Linked DNA regions of Mus musculus: region 2 is linked to region 1. The links are chromatin loops, found by intact Hi-C in ENCODE. Cell type or tissue: gastrocnemius. All regions are shown on one strand. Links, peaks and the distances in the headings refer to the core of each region. The heading gives the core; the rest is flanking DNA.

The links. Peaks named below come from ENCODE experiments on the same cell type or tissue, not always from the same donor. Only the 100,000 strongest peaks of a DNase experiment are listed, where the experiment ranks them.
Region 2: it touches region 1 in a loop (11-fold over the local background); 29 of 42 quality-filtered maps call a loop at or near these places.

Annotation. Positions count from the first base shown.
Region 1 is chr16:45,187,859-45,197,092 of GRCm38, forward strand. Atg3 (autophagy related 3) reads left to right here. Exons shown (of 12, transcript NM_026402.3): 12 at 1-680. Among named protein-coding and RNA genes, the nearest start is that of Btla, 32 kb to the right of the region's middle. In gastrocnemius, for the core only: a CTCF peak has its summit at 4,923; a DNase peak (open chromatin) is centred at 4,930.
Region 2 is chr16:45,624,291-45,633,524 of GRCm38, forward strand. BC016579 (cDNA sequence, BC016579) reads right to left here. Exons shown (of 6, transcript NM_145389.2): 4 at 8,691-8,761; 5 at 5,112-5,293; 6 at 2,558-4,020. The coding sequence ends at 4,016. Among named protein-coding and RNA genes, the nearest start is that of Gcsam, 18 kb to the left of the region's middle. In gastrocnemius, for the core only: a CTCF peak has its summit at 6,258 (motif pointing left); DNase peaks (open chromatin) are centred at 5,556 and 6,263.

The DNA of each region.
Region 1 (9,234 bases), core at 3,879-6,378:
ATGTTTATGCATTAAATAAAAACTGTTCTACTACCAGCCTTATTTGTTTAATAAAAATGTTTGTGAAGAGATGTTTTCATTTCCTGTCAGAAGGTTCTAGTAGGGTTTCCCCTGTCAGACGATGATTGCAGAGTCAGGGTGCTATTGAACATCTACCAGTGTCAGAACTAGCTCTAGAAAGTGTTCCATGCCAGCCTGTGTGTCTCTCCCTACTCCATTCCCAGCCTTGTCCTCTCCCTACATCTGCTCTGTGCTTGTAGTTCATGTTTCTGAAGTGCTAACTGTATGCCAAGAAACATGCTCAGAAACATTACCTGTTTCATGATTTATTGCCATCACCCAGATTACTTCTTATTAACGATATGGGGATGTTTTTCTTAACATGATTGTCAGTAGAATAGTGGGACTTGAAGGGGAATCTTTGCTTGTATTGTGTCAGTTCATAGATCTGAAAATGGGAGTTTAAAAAGCAGATTTTTCTGAAACATACTTTAAGCTGTGGAGGAGAATCCTGATCTTTGGTTTTGTTTTTTTATTTGTTTTTAACCTTTGCCTAAAATCCCTGTTATGCCTCTCAGTCTCCATATTAGTCTGTGTCAAGTGTGATATCTTCCCTTGTCTTCCATTTTGTTTACATCATCTAAGAATATCCCTCTTAATTAAAAACTTTTGAAAATGTCATACACATATGCCACATATATTGATTTGACTTCCCTTCCATACCTCGCTTTAATTTCCCACCCTACTCCAGGACCCTTCAACCTGTCTTTATCCCAAATTCACGTCTTCACTGTCATCTTTATTATTAATAACCCTGAATCCAGTTAGTACTGGCCATACTTGAATAGATGTAGGCCACCCTCTGGGGCATGGGCATCCTGTTAACTGGCCATAAGAAATGTAACCGTCTCACACCAGTCAGTAACTGAATAGCTCTGCTGAAAGGATCGAGGCCGTAGACCTTCCCTAGCCTCACTCAAGTTTCCACTGACTTGACATTGTGCCTGTCTTGTGTAAGCAAACATAGAAATTACGAGGTGATTTTACGAGGCGTCAGCCATGTCATATCTAAAAGACAGCATTTCACAGCTATACTTAGCATCTTCCAGGTTTTAACATTCTTTTCTTCCATGATGTCTCCAGAGCCTTGGTTGGGGGTGGTTGGTATAGATGACTCACAGCTGAGCATTCAGTCTCTTGTTCTCTCCATTAACAGCTGCCCAGTGTAAGAAGTTTCTTTGACCAAGGTTCAAAGCAGCATATATCTATGGGTCTAAACATAAATATTAGTTAGGAGGCTTGACTACTTAACTATTTACTGAAAGACTGTCAGTAAGTTACCTTGCACACCCAAGGCCTGTGATCTTTCCCCACTCATGGGCTTTTAACCAGGTTTAGTGTATCAGACCTCAAACCCAGCTAGAAAGCTTGTTTCTCCCCCTAATGCCATTGTCATGTCAGTGAGTACAGTGCTCCTGGCAGGTTAGTAGTGTAGCAAGTCCATGGATGCCCTTTCTCTGGCAGTAGCAAGCCTTTCCAATACTATGAAACCTAGCTAGCGGGGAGAAGGTGTCCTGGTCAGTTTGAGATTAGTTTCTCAGTGTATGGAAACCAGAGTGTGCTGTCTTCAGAAATAGGGTTTTACTATTATGGTGTGCAACAAAGAACATTGTTAGCAACAAGTTGTTTTAGATGCCTCAAGGCCTCCCTGACTAGTAACTCATAAGGGGGGTATCCTTAGATTTTTATTAACTCAGGTCTTCTGAGAGCAATATTTTCCATCTTTGCAGGGTACTTCTGCCCAACCCCCCCCCATCCCTCTGTTTTCTGTTTTAATTAGCTTATGAACTAGTGAGTTTCCATAAGGCTTTATACATTCTTGATTTCATTAACCCATCTCCAACCCTCTGATTTCTTTTATCCCCCTGCTCTCATCCTCACTTAAACCTTGAACCCCAGATCCCTGCTTCTGCTCTTTTATGCTACCAGTGTTTTTATGCCCCCTGCTTTTTAAAGTTGCAAAGCATGCAAGATCATAGGATTCCATCTAGCTTTTTCACTGCAGGCTTTTGGTGAAGCCTTCTCCCACCCCATCCATGTTTGAACCTTTCTATCTTCAGTATTCCTACTCCACTTACATTTTATCTCTGTTTCATTATCTTACCTTAATGCTTCTACTCCCAATGGTCTGTTGTAATTACCTGGCACAACTCCGAGATAAACATGAGTCAAGGCTGGAATCCACCTAAGAGAGAACATGCAGTATTTGTCTTTTTGATCCTCGGCACCTTAAGTGTATTTTTTTTTTCTGTTTAATCAAATAACCTGCAATTTGAATGATTCTATTTACTCTGAAACTGGTAGAGGCTTCATCTTGTAGGTAGAGAGAGAACTTTCTGTATAGGACTCCCAAATGTTGGAAGTAAAGTTGAAAATTGACAAGGACCTCATAATTAGATGGCTCCTGTACAACCAAGGAAACTCTTTCGTCAGAGTGAACACCACACCCAGAATTGAAGAAAACCTGTTAACTATAGATACAACAGAAGATATTCTAGTGTCTAGAATATACAAAGAACTGAAGTATCGAAACATGAAGAAACAACCTAATTAAAAAAATTGTGTGGGGCTAGATAAATGGCTTACGTTAGGATTACAAATGGCTTTTAAACACTTAAAAAATGTTCAACATCCGAGGCTTCAGGGAAATGCAGATAAAAATTACTTTAAGATTCTGTTTCACCACAGTCAGAATACAAATGACAGCAAGTATTGGCATTGATGTGGGGAAAATAACACTGTTATATATTCTTGGTGGAAATGTAAAACTTGTGTAGCTACCTTGGGAATCAAATTGGAGATTTCTCAAAAAATGAAATAGAAATACCATATGACTCAGTTCTACAACCCTTGGTAAATGTCTTAGGGTTTTATTGCTTTGAAGAGACACCATGGATATGGTAAGTGGTGCTGACTTCCAGTTGGAGGTTTAATCTATTATCTTCATGGCAGGAAGAATGGCAGTGGCAGGCCCACATAGCTCAGAGGAGCTAAGAGTTTCACACCCTGTTCAGGCAGTAGAAGGAGACTGTCACTGCTTGTAGCTTGAGCATACTCTTCCTCCAACAAGGCCACACCAAGTCCATCAAGGCCATACCTATTCAGACCACTACAGTAAGGACATCAAAGGATTTTACATCCCGAGTTAGAGATAACTTGCTCATCCAGGTTCATTGTTGCTCTCTTCCTTGCCTAGGAAATGGGATCTGTCAAGACTAGCTGCTGAATGCATGAGAGATGTACATAGACACAATAGATGCTACTCATGGATGAGAAATGTGCATTTCACAGTGGATATTACTCAACTGTAAAGAAAAATGAAATCTTGCCTTTAGTGCCTTTGCTTGCTCTTTAAATTGCCATTCAGATCTTATTAAAAAAGAAAAGTCCATAATGAAGATAATGATTTAGTGGGCATAATATGATGCTTGCTATAATAATGCAGTCAAGACGTAAGTATGGTAGCCACTATCTTCATCCAGCCTGTAGGGCAGTCTCCCTTTTCTTTGAACCTTTTTTAAAGTTAACAAGAACCAGGTTTCATTATGGCATTTATCCCTCATACACATTGCTCTGTTCTCTGCAGATTAAGTCTTTCTTAACTTTCCAGACTGATTTTACTGGAGAATTTTTATTTTAATGCTTTCATTTTAATACCCTTATGGTAAGTTATATGTAATATTAGATGTTATTGGCCTGTTTTCTCCCAGTTAAGTCAGTTTTCATGAGAAAGTAGATACCTTCAATTCCTTCTCCTTTCTGTTTTAGGTAAATAGCTGGTCATATTTATCTTAGAAAGCACTAGGTGTGGGCGCATGTGCACTAACACACACACACACACACACACCACACGCACACACACACTAGTTTCTTTGATACCTTCAGAGCTTAATGGTAGAAATTTTATCCAGCATCCTCAGTTTTCAGCTTGTCTGATGTTTTCAGTGAATAGTCTGAGGTAAAAAATTTTGAAGACTACCACAATAGGGATTTGAGAGGCTACCACAACAGTAGTGTGTCTGCCCTTTGCTCTATGTCAGGTAGGTCCTTTTAATTGCACTCTTAGTGGTGAGCATTATTAGATTGAGTCTGAACTTTTAAAACATTTCAGAGGTCATGAAGGGAGAGGGGTCATCAGGAGAGGAACTGATCTTTGCTTCTGGAGAAAGGAGTTTCAAAGAACATGGTCTATGTTAAAAGCACCGTCACACCTGATAGACCTTGGGGGACCTACTTTTAGTTACCACAAATACTCAGCTTATAGTTATACATACAAAACCAGTATTTGGCATTCTTTCATGGCTCTTGCCTGAAATACTGATTACTGTGACGTTTTAATGGTATATTCATGTTTTTCACCTCACCCTACTGCCTGATTTACTGTAATAAATCTAGGAATTGGGTAGTGTGAGCCTGCCAGCTTTTTACTTTAAACAGTTGTTTTTGGCAATTTTGCTTTTACATGTAAATTTTAGGATACACCTGTATATACAGTGGTTTTGCTGGAGTTTGGGTAGAAAATGCATTGAGTCTATAGACCAAGCAAGAGAGACTTGAAACAAAGCAATCTTCAAATCTGGAAGTGTAGCATTTTATAATATTTTGACTTTTTTTATCTTTCATATATTTGGCTTGACATAGTTTTGTGGGATTTGGGTATGATTTTATCTTTTTTTGTCATTTCTGATTCCACTGTTTTATTCTTATGTATGGAAATATATTTTACTGTGATAGGCTTCAGATTGTGTAGTCCTGTTAAGAGTCATATTAAATTTCAATGCTTTTAGGTAGGCAGAGTCATGGCCTTGCAGTTAAAAGGGTGTTGCCTTTGCAGTGAACCCAAGTGTAGTTCCTACTACCACCACTGGGTGGCTCACAACTGCCTTTAACTCCAGCTCCAAAGGATCTGTTGTCCTCTTTTCTCCTTGGTGGGCATGTGCCCTCACATGCGTGCCTACCCATCCCCCACACATAATTAAAGGTAAAAAGTCTTTTAAAAATTCTAGTGATTTGTTTATACTTTCAGATCACCCTTTATAGAATATTGTCAAATGCAAATAAATAGTTTCACTTTTTTTCTAATCTATTTCCATTTTCTCATATTGAACTATCTAGGAATGGTCAAGTAGGAGTGATAAGAAATACTTGCCTTTGTGATCTTTGAGAAGGGTTATTTTATCAATTCTGTAGCATCAGCTAGTTTTGTATAAATGCCCTTGGACTGAGCGTCTCTGAATATTGAATTTTTTCTTTATATTTATTGAAATGACCAGCTTTTTAAAACTTTAGTAGATTACATTGATTACTGAAATAACTTTGCCCTTTTTGGATAAATTGCATATCTGTCTTTATCTAAAATATTTTATTTAAATTCAGCTTTCTATTGTGTTGATAAATTTTGCATCTGCTCTTTTGGGCATATTGTTCTGTGGGGTTTTTCCATAGTCTTGGTTGATTTGGGTTTGTGAGTAATGCAAGTATGAATTGAAAAGGCTTTCTAGGCTTAAAGAAATGGCACAGGAGTTCTTGCTGCTCTTCCAGAAGACCTGATTAAGATCCCAGCCCCACATTGGGTAGCTCACAACTTCCTGTAGCTCCATCTACACCAACTGTGTAGGGAGTGATCCAACACCCTTGCTGGCCTTTCCAGACACTTGTAAACACATACATTAGAAAAATCTATACCTTTGAAAAATCTTCTCTAAAAGCAATTTCTGAAGGGTTTTTTTTTTTTAATTAGGATTTACTGGTTTAAAAAAAGCAAAAAAGCAAACAATAAGAAAAAAAAGGATCTCCTGCAACTGATTTCAGACTCACTATGTAGTTGAAAAGGGCCTTAAAATTCTCATCGTCCTGTCTCCACCTCCAGAATTCTGTGATTACAGGTGTACTCCATCATGCCCAGTTTATGAAGTGCTAGAAATTGAATCCTTGGCTTCATATATTCTAGGGTGAATTTGGCGATTCTTTTTTAATGAATTTGACCATAATGGAGGTATTAAGATGGAATTTCTACTCAAGATGTGTGACTACCATCCCACCTCCACCTCCAGTTATGTACCACAATAGACACTACTGAGTGCTCATTCTGATGTTTTCTGATGAGTGCCAGATAGACTTTATGGGAAGAGAATCTGAAAATTATTGAGGACTCAAAATTATATTCTGACAGTTTTCCTCCATTGTCCACTCTCTTCAATGTGTTTCCTGTCCCAGCTGACATACATGGAGCATGAGTCAGCGCTCTTCCCACCTGGTCAAATTTTGGACCAGCTAATTTCATTTGTGTTCAGATTTCCTCTATGATGTATAAAGTTATAAATACAAATTTAGTTTTATTCTGCTTTGCTTTAAGGATGAAATTAATGTTTCCTAGTTTTCTACATTCTGAGGCAGAAATCTGTATATTTCAAGAATACCAGTTCAGTTCCACAATAGGTTACTCAGTGAAGGTAGATGGTGGGAAATATTCTGCTCTCTGCACATAAGGTGGTGATGTGCACTGACTTACCAATGCACTTGCTGCATAACATTTTGATATTTGTGTTTTTAGCAGTGTAAAAATGGTGAATTTAAAGGTGTAATTCAAATAATGATTTGAGAGCTCTGAACACCTTCAAAATTCAGTTATCTAAAGGATGCATACTTTATTCTGTAGTATTTGGCCTTATAATATCAAAGGCAACCTCAACTTAAAACCAGTCACATCAGAAAATATATATCAAGAAGTAAGAAAATGGGAGTTGTGTTATATGTATGAGCCCAAGAATGTTGATTTTCATGAAGTTTGTTAGTTGCTACAGATAAGAAAATTTACACTTTTCCCATTTCCCAGACATTAAAGAGAACATGCTAAATTTCTGATTAGACAATGAAAGAATGGCATTAAGCCTAAAGTAAGTATAAAATCACAGCTTTCTAAAGCAAAATATAAGACAATATACTGTGATCAAGGATGCAGTAGGATTTAACATTTTTAAATTAAAATATAACTATGTCACTTTGCTACCTCCATTTCCTCCCTCCAACCTCTCCCAAGCTTCGCTCCCCAGAGAGTCTCCCAAACACCAGCCCCATCTATCCCATTGTCCTTTTAACATGGACTATAATGCAGGAAAAAAGTGTGATTATGCCAAAAGTATTCTTTTAAAGACACTATGGATAGATTTTGCAGACAAATAGTTGAGAGAGGGTATTTGTAAAGTTCATAACAGATGTCTGTTTCACCTTTATACAGAGAAGTCCTGCAAATTAGCAATGACTTTGGTGGGATATTAATGTCTGTGTATAAAAATTACCCTACAGCTCCGTAGCTAAAGCAATGTTAGTTTGAATCCTGTGGTGGTTTGAATGAAAATGACCCCCATAGGTTCATATATTTGGTTGGTCATCAAAGAGTGACACTACTTGAAAGAGATTTAGGGGGCATGGCCTTGTTGAAGTAGTTGTGACCTTGTTGGAGGAAGTGTGTCGCTGGGGAAGGGGTGGGCTTTGGGGTTTCAAATGCCAAAGCCAGTTCCAGTAGCTTTTTCTTCCTGCTGCCTGTGGCCCAGATGTAGCACTCAAGTTTCTTCTCTAGCACCATGTCTCTGTGCTGCCATGTTTCCCACAGTGCTGATACTGGACTAAACCTCTGAGCTGTAAGCAAGCCCAATGAAATGTCTTCCTTTATAAGAGTTGCCTAAGACAAAGAATGGACTAAGACAAACCTGGAGCTTTGAGTGGCCTCACGTGTTTTTCTGGGTCAGGTGAGATGCAGCACTCATGCAGCCATGTTTGCAAGTACCTGAAGGCTAAAACTGCAAATTTCACCCGTAAAAGCACTTGTCCATATATCAGATATATTAGCTTTTGTGTTACTATGATCAAATAACATGAATTGATAGGAAAATGGGATAGAGGAGGTCTGGCCTCATAGCCAGCCAGGAAGCATAGAGGCAATGCCAATGCTTGGCTGTCTCGTTATCATTTCATCTAGGCCCCCAGGGTCTCAGTGTATGGCACCAATTGCATTCGGACTGTGTTGTTCATTTATTAGGCTCTGCAAATACCCTCACAGACATACCTGGAGATGGATCTTCAAGTGGACAAGATTATTACAATGGGCAAGTTGGTGATGGTACGGGGACCTCCCTAGATAGCTGTCTAGTATCCCCAGACAGAGAAACTTACCTAAGAGGGTGGGAAAGAAGCCAGGATCTCTCCCTTGACTGACTCTTAGAATTTACACACTGCATGTCCCTCATTCTACTCAATGTAGTTGGAAAATACACTTTCATGTGAATGTTACGGCATAGATCATAGTTGGCTACCCTGAAGGCCTACTACCATGGTCAGAAATTTCAAATTTAAAGAAACATGAACTAGAAATAGGCAACTTAAAAAAAAAAAACCCTCACTATGCCCCCATGGTGCACAGCTGGTGCACAGTTGACTGGTGTAGCGTTTTGGGAGAAGAATTTCTTAGAACCTGGTCAAGGAACTCCTACTGTAGGGCATATATCCTAAAGAAATGGTTGAAGAGCACCGTAGGGGACATCTGGGAGGACGCTGGTTCTGTTCATGGTGGTATGAATTGGGAGAATTCTACTCATTAATCACAGGTAGTTTTATTTAATTTTTCATCTTAACACAAAACATTTCAATTGGTTTTGAAATTGTTTGATTTTTTACAACCAGTGAAACATGCAGGTGTCACAGGTAGTTTTATAAGGTACTATATAGCAGCTAAAGCTGTGAAACTGAGACTAGTTCTTCAGCATTGATCTGAATAAAGTTACTTATTGCCCTTTTGCTTTCTTTCACTTTCCACTTATTTGATTATTTATCTGTCATTTCAGATTTGGTATGTGTAGCTGTGGCTGAAGATTTCTGACTTTACAAATTTGTAGAACAATAAGAACCGCCCCCATGCCCGTACCAATTCTTCCCTTCACTAGAGCCAAAGAGCTAGACATCCCCCTATTTCTCTGCCTCATATTCTATTCCTCCACAAGTCCTGCCTCCCTGACTCAGAACTGTCCCATTTCTTGGGATGCTGTATGTATACTGATGCCAATTCTCAGGAGTCGTGGGTCACACACTCAGAAATATTTGTCCAGCAGAGGGCAGTAGAACAGCACAAAATTTGAGCATGTAGGGGATTGCTGGTAGGCATTGAGTATCAATCCTGTG
Region 2 (9,234 bases), core at 4,231-6,730, 440 kb after region 1:
GTGTGTGTGTGTGTGTGTGCATGTGTGTGTGTGTGTGTGTGTGTACTGTTCCAGGAGGTTAGTAATGCAACCCCTCACATAAAGAATCCTGGTTCTTCATCAACCAAAGTATATACATGGGCTGAACCTAGGCCTGCCTTGCACATATGTAGCAGACATGTAGCTTGGTCTTCATGTAGGTCTGGAACAACTGGAGCAGGGGCTATCCCAAAAGCTGTTGCCTGCATGCAAGATATGCTCTTCTAGCTGGACTGCCTTGTCTGTCTTCAGTGGGAGATAAAGCCCCTAGCCTCACAGATACTTGATGGGCCAGGGTGGAGAGATACCCAATCCCCCCACTCAGAGCAGAAGGGGAGGTGGAATGGGGGAAGGTTGTGGGAGGGGGTGACCAAGAGCTGGGTAGTGACCAGAATCTTAAGTGAACAAGTAGAAAAGGAGAGAAAGAAAGAAAGAAAGAAAGAAAGAAAGAAAGAAAGAAAGAAAGAAAGAAAGAAAGAAAGAAAGAAAGGAAGGAAGAAAGAAAGAGAGAAAGAAATAAAGAAACAAAGATTTAGAAAGAATCCTAGTTCTTAAGAAAGAAACTGAGACTGAGTTTCTAATTTACTCTTTCAAGTTACAAATATAAAGAGAAACATCCCTCCCCCCATAGGGCTTCAAACAGTACACAGATAAAATGGAGAGATCCACAGTGCAGGCCACAGCAGCCTTTGTGGTTTCCGCTCACATTCGCATTAGCACCTATAAATAAACTACCATTCTTTTAATAAATAGTTATTTAAAACAGAAAAGTGAAATAGGAAAGAGGCAAAGACAAGGCAGGGAAATGTACCACTGACAAGTTCAAATTCTTCCAAGATTAGAACAGCCTGAGGGTGGCCTCTTAAGGATCTTGGGATGGAAGGTATGGGGAGGGGCAGACAGGAAGGCTTAGGGAACAGGATGAGGGGCCTGGGGTGGGGGACAGGATGGAAAGCCTGGGAAAAATGGGATGGAAGGCATGGTGTGGGGTGAGGGGAAACAGTTGCATTTCCAGGTCAGCAGCAGAGCCTACAGGGGAAAAGAGGCTTTCTCTTGCTGCATGTGGCTGTTGTTTTCCAAACCTAGCCTCTGAAGTTCACAAATTTGACAGTGTGTCTGTATTGTTTACAGTTAAACCTGGCTATTTTTTTTTCTCTGCTGCTTCCTGTTCCATACACACAGGTCCTGTTTATCTTATAACATTAGCAACTTCTTTTTCTGTCTTCTTCACTGGTATCATCTATGCATGCATGCAAAGAAAGAAAAAAAAAAAACCACATGACTCAAAAAAAGATCTACAGGTGGCCAGAAAGATGGCTCCGTGACTAAAGGTGCTTGCTGCTCCTGCAGATGACCTGGCGTCTGTCCCAGCATCATTGTGGCACCCACAACTGCCTATAACTCCAGTTCCAGGAGATCTGATGCCCTCATCTGATCTCCTCCAACTACTGAACACATGTGGTGCATATAATATGCTCAAGCACAGATAAATAAATAAATAAATAAATACACTCAAGTACACATAAATAAAATTAAATAAATAAAGATTTTTAAAGATTAAAAATATATAGAAAAAAATTAAATTGCAAACCAAAAGGAGTTGGGCACATGGCTAGAAATTTTGTTGAAAACAGGACAAGTGTTCTACCCAGAGCCGAATGACTTCAGAAAGCAACAGAGCTTCATCCTAAAACCTTCAATTATTTCACAGATACTTGTTCAAATCTTAGGATGAACCCGGTGTTATTCCTGTCATCAAGATGTGTGGTGACCACAAAACTTATCTTCTAGAACAAAACAGTGTATATGTGCATAAAATTGTTTTCCCAAACATCTCAGTATGCTTCGCGTTAACCATAACATATTGCACCCAAAATTCATACCTTGGAAATTCTTCTCTGTGACCCAGTGGTCAAAATCAAAACTAAGGTACTTACATGTTAGTGTTTCCCTAAAGAGAAGGGAACAAACCAAGCCCGTACCCAGATTCGAACAGACCCACCCTTCCAGCCCCACCCAAGGGCAATTTCATGGGAGATAGGTTTACTTTGATTCATGGTCTCATTCCATGATGAATCAGAAAGCACGGTGGACTTACAGCAGCGAGAACACAGCAGGAAAGTCCACATTTTGGTCGACTGGGAAACAGAGACTAAAGCTTGGACCAACCTGACTGGGCCATAACCTCAATTGATTTCCTCTGGCAGTCTCCTTATATTAGCGAGCCCCACCCGCTAAAGGTTATACAGCCTCCCGGGACAGTATCACTAACTGTGAAACAAATGTTTAACGCATAAGCCTATGGGGGACATTGCAGATTGAGTGTAACACTCTGTGCCTAAAAAGCACTGCAGAGAAAGAAGGTAGGAATAGGCTCCTCCCACTCTTCCCGAAAATGAGAGGAGGGCACAGTCAACCCCAGCCCAACCTGGTCCAACCTGGCTTCATCTTCCTCACACATGCGCACAATCGCTTCTATCCCCTAACTAACTGCACTGTCTTAATGAGGTAAGACCCAAGAGGCAGATGAGAAAACAACCCAGTTGCAAAAATAATTTATTGTAAATGTTTGTAGATCGTTATATATTAAAATTCTTTGTTACTTCTTAAAAAAAATAGTAAAGGCACATGAGAGATCGCAGTTAACATGTAAAAATAAAATAAAATAAGGAAGAAGAAAAATCCACCTGTTTTTGGAATTTAAGGAACTAACCTGAAAGTGTAATCAATAAGTTAAAATGCAGCAATTATCATTGTGCTATATTACTATAGTATATAATAATTAAATAAGAAAGCAAGTTCACATTGTTCAGACCCTATAATTGACACATATTCATACACAGCTGCCTGCCATAATGACCTGTATCCATGCCTCATCTATCTGAGGTATCAGACTAGGGAATTTCTCATTATACAACAATGAGACTAACTCTCCCAGAAAATTTCCAGGAAGGCAATTTCCCCAACAAAACAAATATTCTGTTGTCTTATGACAGGCAATCTATATCCATAGGTGACTGATACAGTCAGTAGCTTCCTTCTGTCCCTCCAAGGGACTTGCATACTGTTTTGGACAGTTTCAAAAGGACAGAAATTCTCTGCTTAGCGATCATCTGCAGGAAGACACGCAAACATCTCAAGAAATTGAGTCCTACAGGAATCCTGGTGATACCAGGTAACACAAAGCTGGTGTGTGGTATCAGTAGCAGAAATTTAAGTAGTCTTAATGATCCTTTGATGACTTCAATAATAATAATAATAATAACAATAACAATAATAACCCACATGAGTGGCAATCTTAAAAGAGGCACCCTGGCCAAAACTCAAAGAGATATGTTTGTTTGTTTGTTTGTTTGTTTGTTTGTTTGTTTTTTAAAAAGATAGTCATCTCAGCAACAATGCAAAGATGAGAAACAATTAAGACACATCAATCATCTTTCTCTATATAATACTCCACGATACGCCTGACTGAGCTCAACTGTCAGGTATAGGTGGTAGAGTTAGGTGAAGACCTACACTCCTTAGGTCTTGGAGTCGCCTTCCTTTTCCTCTTGCCCTGGCTCAGGGGTCCATCAGATGTACTTGTGAGTGGGGAGAGGGCTTCAGTAAACAACTGGTCCATCTACCTCCTCCCCTTGGCTACCCTGATGCAGCTTGGATTCACCCCATCAGCTGGGGTTAACAGAACCTGCCTAAAACAAAGCCAGATGCTTATCTCTGCAACCCAGGAAAAGCATGCATGTGCTAGTAGAAGCAGCCAGTGCTTCAAAGGCAGTGGGGATCTCATGTGGGATCGTAGATTCACCCCAGACCTCTAGCTCCTGCACCCAGCGGGGACAGCTCTCAGTCTGCTGTTCTGTGATGGACGCAGACTTCACATCTGCGTAGAATCGGTGGAAGAACTGTCTCCTCCTTCCGGTCACTGCTAGATTCCCTTCTGAATTGTTTTCCATCTGAGACTCAGCAGAGCTTTCCGACGCAGACCACCCCCATCACTTCATTCTAAAAAGAAAACAAAGGCAAATCAAAGTCACTGTGTGCTTAGTTTGATCCAAACTAGAGTCACCTGGGCAAAGAATCTCGATGAGGGATTGCCTAGGTCAGATTGGCCTGTGGATGTGACAGTGGGGGACTGCTGATTGCCTTGGTTGATATGAGAAGACTCAATCTGAAAGTGGGCAGGAACATTCCCGAGCCTGGAGCTCTGGATTGTGTCAGAGTATAGAGAATGGCTGAGCATGAAGCCCGGAAGCATTTCTTTCCCTTTGGCTCTTGACTGTAGTTATGACGTGACTAGAAACTTCAAGTTCCTGCATCCCTGAATTCCCCGCAGGAACAAAATGGAGCCTGAAATTGTGTTTTTATCACAGCAGCAGAAGTGAAACTAGGCTGGTCACTAATTTTCAAAAGCCAAAGAAATTACTCTGGACATTTGTATTTACATATGGTGTCATAGAGTCTGAGTATATAATCTTAGACCAAATTGGAAACGTCATCAATTCTGAATAGAAAAATTTCACTCTCTGTATGCATGCACAAATACATACACACACACACACACACACACACATATATGTGTGTGTGTGTGTGTGTGTGTGTGTGTGTGTGTGTATGCTGAATACTCTTCAAAAGTCAAATAATGTTTATTGGATGCTCACTTATTGTGCTGTGATTCATGATAAACATGTTGATGTAGCCTCTTAGATGATGAGGGCATTTTAACATTTGGCCCCTCTTTGTAATCTCCTGTGACAATAACTGTCAAGTGTTAGCCCCTCAAATCACCATCAGTGCGCCAGGAGAAACTGATGAGGGATATTGTGGGAGGTGGTTGGCTTGGGTGGAGGTGTTCATATAGATCCTGGCAGACATTCTGCTGCTCTGCAGAGAGGTTCTTTGGGACGGTGGCCTTTTTTATTTTTCCATAGTATTTTCTCACTGCTCCGTCTGCATACAGGATGTGAACTCCAGAGCAAGAGATCAGTTTGTGCAAGAGTGAAGAGTTACTTGATTTGACACAATACAAGACACCAACACTGCCATACCAAGTTGTCCATCACTACAGGACCTGCTTCTTGGCTTTTCCTACTTACCATAGAGCAAGAGAGATTCTGGGTCAAGCCCGAGACTCTCACAGGTAGATATGTTCTTATCGTGGAAGCTCTGTCGCATGATGCCGAGCACCAACTCTTCACTCATCATGTATTTCATAAAGTCATCATCTTCAGATGGAACTCCAAACTGCAAGTGATAGGTTACCGTGGCATTTTCAACACTGAAAATCAAACAGACATTATAACGAAGAAGCAGAAACATATCAAGACTCAGACACCAATCTCAGCATTAATATTTCTTTGGCTCCACATCTTCCTGGAACCAGCTTCAGAGGACACACTAGCCCAGGAGAACTCACTGCCCTCGAGCCATCCTCCTGTGGCCATCACACAACCACGCCATCTGCTCACACTTTAGGGGACTGCAGAGAGTGGCCTTGGAAGGGAGGGACACAATCCAACTATTATAAAGAAAGAGTGAGCGTTGGCATAGCACCCATCTGATATTAGCTTTCCTGCTGTGTGGCGAGCCCGGAAGCCCCTCCTCCATCCCTGTCTTCACGTTTCCAATGCTGCCACTACATGTACACACTGGGGATACTTAATGAGCTCCTTTAAAAATGTTTATTTATTTATTATTTCATAGGTTTTCACACACACACTTTGATCCTAGCCTCCCCCAAGTTTAACCACTTAACCTATAAAATCATGATGGTCTGGCAACCTTATCAACTCCCTACCTCTTGATCTCCCAGAGAATGACCTGTGCATTGTTTGTTTGGGGAGATACTCCTTCATGTGCACTTCCAGAGCTCCTGACGGCACGATGATCATTTTTAAAAATCTCTTAGTAATGCGATCTCAGGAATTTTCATCTCCGAGGAGGCTCTAACCCTTTCATCTTTCAGTACACACTTTTCTAAATTTTTTTACAGTGAAGATAATTATAGGTCTGTCCTAAATTAGTAGCTTAAGTGGCTTCCTCAACATTTAATCTTTCACAAGTAACATTTAATTCTTCTATTGCTTTGGTCAAGATGGCCCAGATTAGGCTCAGCAATAATAAAAAACAAATTAACAGGAGGGCACATCAGAGAGATTCTTTTAGAGAGAGATTTATAGATGCTTTGGTCTCTCCAGAGTTAATCAGGCCACTGCGATGCCAAGGATAGGCAAAGAGCTCCCTCTGGAGGCCAGATGTCACATAGGTCAATGACTGTACATTTTATAGTACAGGTTTGCAAACTCTCCCATATAGCAAAAAACTGTGCCAAGCCCTATGAACCAAATAAATTACAGCGTAAATTGAGACTCTGACCAGACCCAGTTACCATGGTGCCACTAAAGGTGGTGTTAAAAGCCCATTTTCAAGCTTCAATCCAGCTAGCCTAGTTTGCAGGTATCATTAGCACAGCGATTTATCACTCAGGAGGACGGACAGGCACAGGCGGGCAGGCAGCAATTCTGCATACCCACTGCTAAGGATCTGGACTAACTGATGAAGCAGGTCTTGAGTGGATGTTCAGAAAATCAAGCTGAAAGCTAAGTGAGAATATCAAGGTGTCTGACCCAGTCTGAGTACACTGTCCCTGTCTCTCTTGCCTCTACCACCCCTGTCTCCCCTGGTAGATTTATAAAAGGTAGCCATTTGAAGGAGGTATTTTTTCTGTGGACTTTTCCACAGCAGCGTACCCCTGGAGTAGATCTAGCAACTGACACAGCAAGAGGTACTTTCCGGTGCTGGTGAGCCCGTTCTGGACCTCTCTGTAGACACAAATGCATGCGCTGAGCATAGGAATATTTTTTTTACATGTGCAAGGACATCATTTTAGATGTGATGGTTTTGAAAATTCTAAATAAACATTAAAAACGTGGGGGCTTGGCAGTGGAGGCTCAGTTAGTGGATTGTTTGCCTAGCAGGCTTGAAACCCTGGATTCAAGAAAACCTGACACAATGGCACAAGCCTGTAAGCCCAGCGTGTGCAGGCAGGAGGACCAGATTTCAAGTCAACCGTGGTTACATGAGTTTGAGCTATATGAGACTGACTGCCCCCCCCCACACACACACACACACTGACAGTTCTTTATCTGAAGTACTAAAGTTCTTGGTTTTTTTATTATTTAGAAAATATATTTTAAAAATCTCTCTATCTCATGTGTGTATGAGAGAGAGAGAGAGAGAGAGAGAGAGAGAGAGAAGGGTTGCTAGATTCCCTGGGCTGGAGTCAAATAAGAGTTTGTGAGCTGCTAAACATGGGTCCTGGGAACGGAACACAGGTCCCCTGGAAGAACAGGAAGTGTTCTCAATAGCTGAGCAGTCTTATCAGCCTCCCACCCCACAAATAAATTTTTAAAAAATTCTCTAACACTAATCCTTGGCCTAATTTCTAGACCTGTTTTACTTAGTCTTTTTGTGGGTTTTCCCTGTGTCTACTCCCACCTATTGAATGCTAAGTTCAGATCCTTTATATCCATAGCAAGGGCAGATTCTTGGAAACACCCAGTATGCTCATAGTGGCTCCACTACAGCTCTACTATAGTCTTCAAACAGAAAAACGTGTCACATGGATAGAGCAAAGTATGTGAGATCCAACTATCCAATGTTCCCGTTCCTACACCCATATTTGTGCCAGTGACTTATGACTAAAGACAGTAGGGTCCCCATTGGGCAGCAAGAGACATCTGAAGAAGGAAGACAACATCAAACTTCAGGTCCTTTCTTGTCCTATCTCATCAAGTTACCACTGATGCTACATGCTCCTCTCTCGGATCTACTGGTATTATGATTTAAGTGGGAGAATCACAACATATAATGTTAACTTTGATCACTACCTCCCAGTGACACCCTAGGAACAATTGACAATAAGGCTTTCTCATATAAATCTTATTTAAAGTATTTTCAGTAATCTCAGTAATAAAAAGAATCATTTATTAAATTACTACTTATACTTCCTTTACACAAACAGACACACACACAAATGTGTGTATCTTTTGACTGGTTCAAACTATTAAATTTATTGAAATTAAAAAAAAACTGTATGTAAAATATTTAATAAAAATATTTTTAAAAACTGTATGTATACATACATGGACACTGAATATAGTAAATATATGCACAGACAAAAAAATGAAGGCAAGCAGAGTTGTTAATTTTGTAGGGGTGAGTGTTATTCATCATTGGTGGTAGCACTAAAGAAAGGAGACAGGAGAGACAGGTGCATTTTTTATGTTCGTAATGTTGTGTGAGGCCAGTCACCCCTGAGTCACCGCTGCAGCACATAAATCATGTCCCTCTCTGAGATTTGTGTTTATTTCTGCCCTGAATTGATTTCTGTATCTATTGTTAAACAGAAATGTTTCTCTTGGATAGACATGCTTTTCCTCTCTGAGGGTGACCATAATTGAATCACATAATTAGTCCACGATTTCCTTCTTTCTGCTTTTCCGAGCTAAGATGTTGCCCTGCACCACTGCAGCGTGACACTGTGTTTTTTACTCCCAAGTCTTCTCCTGCTGCAAAGCTCAGGGAGATCATTGGGGGTGAATGGAGATAAGCTGGGTAGGTGAGTAGGTGATCTTCTGAGAAAGATGGCAAGATGTAAAGATCTGAGCTCTTACCTGAAATCCAAGATATCAGCAGAAGTGAAAAAACGACTCAGAGATGGGGACTGTCTATACGTGTCCGTGAGCTAAACACACAACAAGAAAAGAACACACATGTCACTGAGGATCATCTTACATAGCACCCATGGAAGCAAATGGATTCAGGACAAAGGAGAATTCACTCTGGCTAGGAATTCACTGGTTTGGGGTTCTGGAGGAAGAGGAAAAAAAGTGTAAGCTGACCACAAATCAAAGCTCAACTCAACACTCAAGTGAGATCTAAATGGTCTAACTAGTTGAGTCTCCCTGACAGCCATGCACGTGTCTGTAATCCCAGCATTCCCAAAGCTGAAGAAGTGGGTAAGTTCAAGGTAAGACTGGCTTGGTTTTTTGTTTGTTTGTTTTTGGTTGGTTGGTTGGTTTGACAATGAGTTCTAGGTCAACCAATGCAACATAGTTAGACTCGGTCAAAAAAAAAAAAAGTTAAAATGAACTCATTGATAAGGCCCAAGTGACTCACTGGGAATTCTCAACTTGACTTATAAGTTGAGCATACACT